2 separate regions of the Homo sapiens genome follow, and region 2 is linked to region 1. A link is an interaction called in ENCODE POLR2A ChIA-PET data of the cell type or tissue named here. Cell type or tissue: B cell. All regions are shown on one strand. Each heading gives the region's core, and the rest is flanking DNA. Links, peaks and the distances in the headings are about the cores only. Region 1 overlaps MPZL1 (myelin protein zero like 1). Region 2 overlaps RCSD1 (RCSD domain containing 1).

Region 1 (4,390 bases), core at 126-4,125:
ATTAACCATGGAGGTCATTGCATTCCTTAACAAAAACAGTTTCTATGGAGTAACGGAGATGAAAGCCTAAATTGGATTTATCCAAGAGAACAGAAGAGGAGAGAAATTGGACACAGTGTGTACAGACAGTTCTTTCAAGATTGATAAAATAAAGGAGGACAAAGGGGCCAGAGCTGCAGGGAGATGCAGGGTCAAGGTTTTTTTTCTCTAAACCTGGGATATAAATATAAATATGTATGTTTATATTGCTGCTGGTGGTAATTCAGTAGTGAGTGAAAAATTCAGAAGAGGGAGAATTGCTGGATCAATAAATGTCCTTAGGTAGGCAAGAGATGAGATGCAATGTGCAGTGGAGAGGTTCATCCTGGAGAGGGATGCAGACAGACACTTTCTACATAGGAGTGCAGGGAAAGCAGAATGGGCACAGATGCAGGGAGGTGGGTAGCTATGGTGTCTGGACATAGGGAGGTTCTCTTCTCATTGCTTCTGTTTTCTCGGTGAAATAAGCAGCTCAGTCATTAGCTGGGAGTGAGAAACCAGAGGAAGTGGAAATTTGAGGTTAGAGAGGAAGGTTTAAACTAGTCCTCTAGGGAAATGGAAAGCAGATGGATTAGGGCAATGTGGGTGGATTGCTAGACAGCATTAAGAGTCCCTTTAAGGTTAGTGACCATACATTTAAGGCGAAAATAGTCAGTGGGATTGTGTGCTTTTGTCCAGCTGTGGTCAGCCACCCTGGTGGAGATGCATAGTGGATAGAGAATTGAATTTAACCAGGATAGAGGTTCCAGGTGAAGGCCCTGAAGGGAGAGGCAAGAGAGCTGATTGTGTATGCAAGGGGGTGAGTATAATGGTGGCCTATGGGGTTTAGTCTGAGTAAGGCAAATGAAGACATGCTGGGATTTTAGTTTCTGATGCAGCTTAGGGATCAGTGAACTCAGGGTTTTGGAGGATATTGGAAAGCTAAGAGGTGGTCAATTAGGGAGTAGAGAAGCCTGAAACTACGATTCTGGAGTGGGTGCAGGTACTGATGATTGGGTCTAGAGCTAGTGATTCTCAACTGGGGGGATTTCACCTCTGAGGAGGCATTTGCAATGTCTGGAGACATTTTTGGTTGTCACAACTGGAGGCAGAGGAGATACTGCTGTCATCTAGTAGAGGCCAGGGGTGCTGCTCAACATCCTACAAGGTATAGCACAGTTTCCCACAACAAAGGATTGTCTGTGGCAGTTGTCAGTAGTGCTGAGGTTGAGAAGCCCTGGTTTAGGGTATAAAAGAAAAACTTCAGCTGAATTAAATTTAAAGGAGTTTAACTGAACAAAGAATGAACTGCGAATTGGGCAGCCTTCTGAGCCAAGGTAGGCTCAGAGACGCCAGCGCAGCCACGTGGCGGAAGAAGATTTATGGACAGAAAAAGGAAAGTGATGTACAGAAAACGGGAGTGAGGTACAGAAACAGCTGCATTGATTATAGCTCAGCATTTGCCTTACTTGAACACAATTTGAACAGTTGGCTACATTTGATTGGCCAAAACTCGGTGCTTGGCCCAAGGTGATTGGCTACGGCCTGTTTACACCTACACTTGTTATAGTTCACAGTGTACAGAAAAACCCTTAGGCTGAACTTAAAATATGTAAGGAGGCAGCTTTAGGCTAAACTTGATTGAACAGGTATGACCATAGAAATGAGTGGCTGGGGTAGGCCTGATCTTACCCAGATTATTGGAGAAGATAAACAGACTAGGGTTTTAGAAGGTTTATCTTACAACTGATGAAATCTCCAAAAATGATGACAAGAGTAGTATTAGAGAAAAGTGTAGATAGCCAGGGATGGGAGGAAGTTAATTTCTCAGTGTGTGGCATCATTTTCTTTTTCTTGAGCTAGCTGATGGGCTAGCTTTGGATTTCATAATCCTGGCTAAGAGCTACACGTTCAGATTAGCCAAAGAGTGTTGTGTGTTTTTTAAAAAGCCACCTGTTTATTACCTAACTTTGGTATAATGAAATCTGTGTCTTAAATAGATGCCTAAAAGCCATTTGGGAATTTGGTTAGTCTTTTTGCTCAAAATTCTGTGACTGTAAACTTGGACACTTGGTCTAATTCCATCTTTAAATAATGTCTCGGGATGACAAGTCTTGCAGCTAGGCCTCGAGGAAGGGATCTGGTTTAAGAAAATCCTTGAAGAAGGCTGGGTGCGGTGGCTCACGCCTGTAATCCCAGCACTTTGGGGGGGCCGGGGCTGGTGAATCACCTGAGGTCAGGAGTTCGAGACCAGCCTGGGCAACATGGTGAAACCCCGTCTCTACTAAAAATACAAAAATTAGCTGGGCGTCGTGGTGGGTGTCTGTAATCCCAGCTACTCGGGAGGCTGAGGCAGGAGAATTGCTTGAACCCAGGAGGCGGAGGTTGCAACACTGCACTCCAGCCTGAGTGACAAGATTGAGACTCGGTCTCAAAAAAAAAAAAAAGAAAGAAAGAAAAGAAAATCCTTGAGAAACTTTATTTATAGACTTTTAGAGACTGTGGCTTTCCAGTACTCATCACCATGGAGAAAACTAGTCAAAATCACACAGAGTGAATAAGGGTTGCAAGCCAGTGCTGCTTCCTGGAATAAGCTGGTCCACTAGTCTAGTCTTGTGCTTTGTCCTTCATTTTGAACTCAAGTGCCCTGGGGCTGCTTTTCTGCGTACCCACAATAGCAAGGAACTCTTTTGTTTGCATCTCCTCTGAAAGAAATGCTTGTTTTGAGGTTTGGACCGCAAATAATAATCTATTGTTCCCTGTAATAATAATCCACCCTCTTTCGCAGAAAAAAAAATCTGCTTGATGCAGTATGGCTATCAGTTTATTTAAAAGAATAGCCAAAAGTGCCCATTATGTCCTGAGAATAAACATTTGCAAGATGGTTGGGAGGAATGGGGGAGTACTCTTGTTCTCCTTGGCTGAGAGTCAGTTAAGTCTTCAAGGAGAAAAAATTCTGAAAATGACCATCAGTCCTGGCTGACAATACTCTTCCTTATTCTGCCCGTCTGTTACATTCTAAGAATTATTGCAACACTGCAGATATTTATTCCAAACGATTTCTTTAAAAAATATGGAAGATGGGTATTTTTAAGTTACCAATTTTGGGCCAAATAAGTTTTTTTTTTCTGACTTTCATTTTGTCTGTGAAAGCATTTCTTTTATAGCAGTATGTTCAAATTAGCAATCTTTAAGAATTTGGCAAATACTTTTAACAGCAATCCTTAACAATTCCTGCAGTTGCCTACTATTGCAGATCTTGAAAAAAGAGCCATTTTTATATTCTAAGTGGTAGACACATTTCAATTACTATTTCCTGGGCTTAGGCTAACTGACAAAACTTGATGGGTGAAATGAAAATGTGATATACGGTGTAATCAGCTGTTTACTTACCTAGCACAGTGAAATCTTATGGTAGGTATGATTGCACTAACAAAACCAAAACATGCATTTTTCTTCCTTAAGTTCTTTATAAGAAAAGGATCAGTTAAATAATAAATGTGGCTTTAAAATGAAGTTATATCTTAGGATAGTTTTAATTGCATTACATATGGATGATGAGAAAAGTTCAGTGTGATAACAATTGCGTAACAGATAAGCATGAGAACTACTTAAAGAAATAAAAATATGCCCATCACCTCATTAAAAATAGACCATCAGGGAAGCCACCAAGAAGTCCTTCAGTAGGTGAATGAATAAACTGTGGTACATCCATACAATTTGTATATTATTCAGCAATAAAAAGAAATGAGATATTATGCCACAAAAAGACACGGAAGAAAGTTAAGTGCATATTACTAAGTGAAAGAAGGCAACCTTAAAAGGCTACATGCTGTATAATTTTAACTAGATAACATTCTAGAAAAGGCAAACCTATAGAGACAGTATAAGGTCAGTGTTTGCCAGGGGTGTGGGGGGAAGGACGGCAGGAATAAATTGGTGTAGCACAGGGGATGCTTAGGGAGTGAAACTATTCTGTATGATACTGTAATGGTGGAGACGTCACTATTCACCTTTGTCAAAATCCATAAGATCTACAACACTAACACAAATCCTAATGTAAACTATGGACTGTGGTTAACAATGATGTAACCATATTGGCTCATCAATTAAAACAAACGTATAACACTAATGCCAGATGTTAATAATAGGAGAAACAGGTTGGCCATGGGAGAGTGAGGGAATATGAGAATTCTACCTTCTATTCAATGTTTCTGTAAACCTGAAACTGCTCTTTAAAAAGTCTATTAGTTTAAAAAAAAAATTCAATATAACCAGACTAATAAAAATATCTTAACTAAAAAGCAATACAAACCTAAACTGTCAGCAATTATTCTGTTTATAGTGCTATTCTGATTGAACTTAGCTGTAG
Region 2 (4,390 bases), core at 73-4,072, 68 kb before region 1:
TTTTGACATGGTTTGGGCTAGTATGCTATTTAACTTTCGTATTTTATATACTGAACTCTTACCATGACTCAGTCTTGTCTGTATGATACCTTCTTTATTAAGATCACAATGAAAACACTAACACCCTTCTAAACGTGTGCAATGCTTTCAAGTCTGCAAGTCCTAAAGTATACATAGGAGTTCTCCAGGACAGCAGAGTCTGGCTGGTAGGAGGTGGGAAGGTGGCCAAGGGGAGCTGGGAGGGAGAGGGTGTGAGTATGGGGCAGGAGAGAGTACACAGGGACCAGATAGAAAAGACTTTGGAAGTCAGGCCAAAAGGTTTGGACAGACAAAGAATCTGAGATTCGGAAAGGCTGTTGGACTTGCTGAAGGCCTGAAGGTCACACTGCTATTAAGTGAAAGATCCAGTATTTAAAGTCAGATCTGTCGGTATGGAAAACCCATGTACTTCCCATTGCACCGTCTGCCCCTCACACTCCATCCCTTCTCTGTGAAGTCTCAAAGAGGCTCTGTCTCCTGGTTCGGCACTGCCACAGGGTCTGCAGGACGCAGCTCTGTGGTGATTTGGGAATGCAGAGGGCAGGAGAAGCACCCTAGATGGCCTTAAAGAGGATCGGACTCTCACGCACGTTCTCCCCATGGACGCCTTCGGGCATCTGGGACCACCTGCCTCCTCCCCAACCAAACTCAAGACTCCCTGAGGCTTTCGTTACCTTTGGGTGACTCTCCCATTTGGCTGCCTTTCATTTTGATCGGGTCACACCTGTACCTTGATACCCCAAGTGGTGGCTCATACTATGGTGTGTCCCACTGCCTTCGTCCTGGAGCTCAGTGGCCTACTGTGTCCACCACTCTGCCGTCTATTAAGAGGGAACCTGATACCTGGAGGCTGAGGGAGAATCAGACCCGGTGTGAATCTCAGGGCAGATCCCTTAGCTACTTTCTTGATTGTGCAATGAGAACACAGCTGAACGTGTGGGGTTGCTGTGGAGGACACAGCTACATGTGCCCTGCAATAGTAGGCATCTAGTGGGAGTGAGTACTATTGACTCTGATGAGAAAGGGGATCACAGAGCCTGACTTCCTGTGAGATCCTGGTGCCACAGGTGCTCCTGGCAGTTGCTGCTTCGCCACTTTGTTGATAAGTTGAGCTTGTTCTGGGAAATTTTTGTTGGATCCTCGTCAGTGCTGGCTGAGCATTTTGGAATGCAGCCTGTGGCAAGCCAGGTAGCAGAGGAGGATAGAGTAGGCAATGCTTCCAAGAGCAGGCCATGATGGGACAGTGGATAATGGGTTGGGAAGTAGCATGAAAAGCCTGGTGTTACCTAGTCTCAACCAGGCCTGAGGCCAGATAACCAACAAGCTAAAGTAGAGGCTCTGATCTTCTCCCTAGTCCTATTTGAAATTGTTCATCTTTTCTTGACAGGCCAATTTAACCTTTGACCCAGCTGCTCTACTGCCTGGGGCCTCACCCAAGAGTCCTGGACTCAAGGCTATGGTGTCGCCATTTCACAGCCCACCTTCTACCCCCAGCAGCCCTGGTGTGCGATCTAGGCCCAGCGAGGCAGAGGAGGTGCCTGTCAGCTTCGACCAGCCCCCTGAAGGCAGTCATCTGCCCTGTTACAACAAGGTAAATTCTAGCTCCAGATTATGGCGGTGTGTCTGTGGAAATGTGGGCACTGGCACCCCTGAATTTTCTCTACCCTGTTGTCCTGGAGAAAGGAGGAAACATTCGGAGTTACTGTCAGAGCTGCGTGTTAACCCAAGTGAAATTTCTCCTCTCCTTTGCAAATGATCCCTGAACTAGGATCACCTTTTTCCTCGACTGACTGGCTCATCTCCCCTTGCTGTAACTGTGCCATTCAACCCCAAGACAAGCCTGGGGGATGGCGTGCTCTCTCCTTTGTGGAGAAAGGTATGGAAATTCAGGATTGATCCCAGCTGCATAGTTCATTAATGTCAAAAGCTGAACGCAAAAGCTAAAGGCCTGATCAGTGATTTGCACAGAATGCTGGGCAGCATCCCTAGAACTCCAAAACGTCCTGTCTGGCCTGGTGTGAATAGCCCTAAGTGTCCCAGTGTGGACTCAAATCATTCTTCCTGCAGCTTGCCCCAGTTAAAGAACATCCAAACTGTTCCCTTTGCAAAAATGACATGGCAGGGTGCATTTCTACAGATGCAACCCTGATCCTCTGTGTGAGCTTTCATCACATCCCTCGCCCTGCTGGGAGGAGGTAAGGATCAGAGATAGGGGCCAAGCAGGTAGCCAACAAATGTGTGCCAGGGCCAAGCAGGGGCCAAGACTTCTTGGGGTCTGGTGCCAGAGAATGCTAAATGGGTGTGGCTTAAAATTAATGATGGAGAAATGAGATCTTCTAGGCCATTCTAGGAAGTCCAGCTAGCAAAAAAAAAATCAAATGTGTAAAAACAGGGAGGACTCAAGGAAATAAACTAGTGGTAAGGAGGGGTTCAGGCAGGCTTGAGCCTGCCGGCTAGGGCCAGAGTGGAAGTCCCCCAGCCAGGGTGATGGAGACCCCTGAAGGCAGAGAGGAACCTTCAGAGAGAGCCGCATCTTCTCACAGGGTGAGGCAGGGAGGGAGGAGCTGCTGCCTGGTCATAATGCCTGGAGGCTTCAGCCTTCTGACAGCAGCAAGAGGAAGTTATTTTGGAACCCTGCTGGTCATGAGGGCTGGGGCCTTGATACCTTCCAGAGCTGGCCCAATCATGGTCTCAAGAAAGGGCTTGGGAGGCCCTGATAAACCAAGTATTCATTCCATACTTCTTAGATGGGGAACTAGGATTGACAAATACCAAAATGTAAATCAGTGGGAAAATAACATTTACAAAAATTTATTTTACACACTAATTTTTTTTTTTTTTTTTTGAGGCAAGGTCTTCCTCTGTCACCCAGGCTGGAGTGCAGTGGTGCGATATTGGCTCATCGCAACCCCCACCTCCTGGGCTCAGGCAAGCCTCCTAGTAGCTAGGACTACAGGCATGCACCACCACACCTTGTTTTGTATTTTTTGTAGAGACAGGGTTTTGCCATGTCTTCAACCAGGCTCCTGCAGCTTCTGGGCTCAAGTGATCTGCTGGCCTATGCCTCCCAAAGTGCGAGGATTACAGGCGGGCACCACCACACCCAGCCCACTTATATACTGATTTTTAAAGGATGCATCACTCTAGTAGGTAGGGTATCTGATGTGAACATTTCCATTGCACCTTTGACTAAGTCTGATAAGCTGAGAAGAGGCCTGATTCTGAGAATCACATGCTTCCCAGAGAGATCACCTTCAGGCAGCTCTGCTGGTGCTCCTGAGAAACAGCTTCTGACAGTGGTGGACCTGAGTTCTAGAAGCAAAGGAATCTGGCTGCTCAGGTTTCCCAGTATCCGCCAACTTCACGGGGGCAGGAAGGACAGAGTTAGGCAAGAGAGGAAGCTGGTCACCAGGTCTCCAGCTCAGCACCCCTGAGGTCCCTGCACCAGGGCCTGGCCGTCAGCAGGTCTCTAACCCTCTTCTCGGTGCGATTCATCTTTGTCAAAGTATAATTTTCAAAAGTACAATTTTCAAATTTTTCAAAATTTTACAGTGCAATAAAATCATAAGTTATCTTTTTTACTGGATAGGAAGCATTTTGCATCTTCACAAGATAAAAGTCTGACTCTTATGCAAAATAGAGATTTTATTCAATATGTCAATTTATGAGGAAACTTGTAAGATGGTAAAACTTAGTCAAACAGCATTTGAAGAACTGGTTATTTATAGATAATTAGACAATTTCTTTTTTTTTTTTTTAATGCAGGGTCTTTCTGTGCTGCCCAGGCTGAAGTGCCATGGTGTGATGACAGCTCACTGCAGCCTCAATCTCCCAGGCTCAAGCTATATTCCCATCTCAGCCTCCCAAGTAGCTGGGACCACAGGCATGCACCAGCACCCCCAGCTAATTTTTCTTACTTTCAGTAGAGATGGAGTCTCGCTACGTTGCCCAGGCTGATCTTGAACTCCTGAGCTCAAGCGATCCTCCTGCCTCAGCCTCCCAAAGTGCTGGATTACATGTGTGAGCCACCATGCCCGGCAAGAATTTTTTTTTAAGTGTCAGAATAAAATTACTAAATTAGACACCGAACTGATTAATGTTTTACAGTGCAATAAAATCATGAGTTTTTGTTTTTGTTTTTTACTGAATGGAAAGCATTTGCATCTTCACAAAATAAAAGTCTGCAGGTCACCATGTGATTTCACAATCCCACATGGCTCTAATCTATAATAAATAGCAAACAATGATTCGTTCTCCTGGAAAATTAAACGGTCCTTGCGTGGACTTGTGAAGCAGTGCACCAGACTGACATTGAAAGTGCATACAGTCCTCCTCTTGGCCTTTTTTTATG

What was found. ChIA-PET counts read pairs that join two places held together with the same protein. Peaks named below come from ENCODE experiments on the same cell type or tissue, not always from the same donor. Only the 100,000 strongest peaks of a DNase experiment are listed, where the experiment ranks them.
Region 2: POLR2A ChIA-PET joins it to region 1 with 6 read pairs; 2 of 35 experiments call an interaction of 5 or more read pairs at or near these places.

What each region holds. Positions count from the first base shown.
Region 1 is chr1:167,761,050-167,765,439 of GRCh38, forward strand. All of the region lies in intron 1 of MPZL1 (myelin protein zero like 1), which reads left to right. Among named protein-coding and RNA genes, the nearest start is that of MPZL1, 41 kb to the left of the region's middle. In B cell, for the core only: no CTCF peak of the experiment used is centred there; no DNase peak of the experiment used is centred there.
Region 2 is chr1:167,692,673-167,697,062 of GRCh38, forward strand. It overlaps RCSD1 (RCSD domain containing 1), which reads left to right. Exons shown (of 7, transcript NM_052862.4): 5 at 1,427-1,630. Among named protein-coding and RNA genes, the nearest start is that of TRP-CGG1-1, 20 kb to the right of the region's middle. In B cell, for the core only: no CTCF peak of the experiment used is centred there; no DNase peak of the experiment used is centred there; H3K27ac peaks cover 780 bases.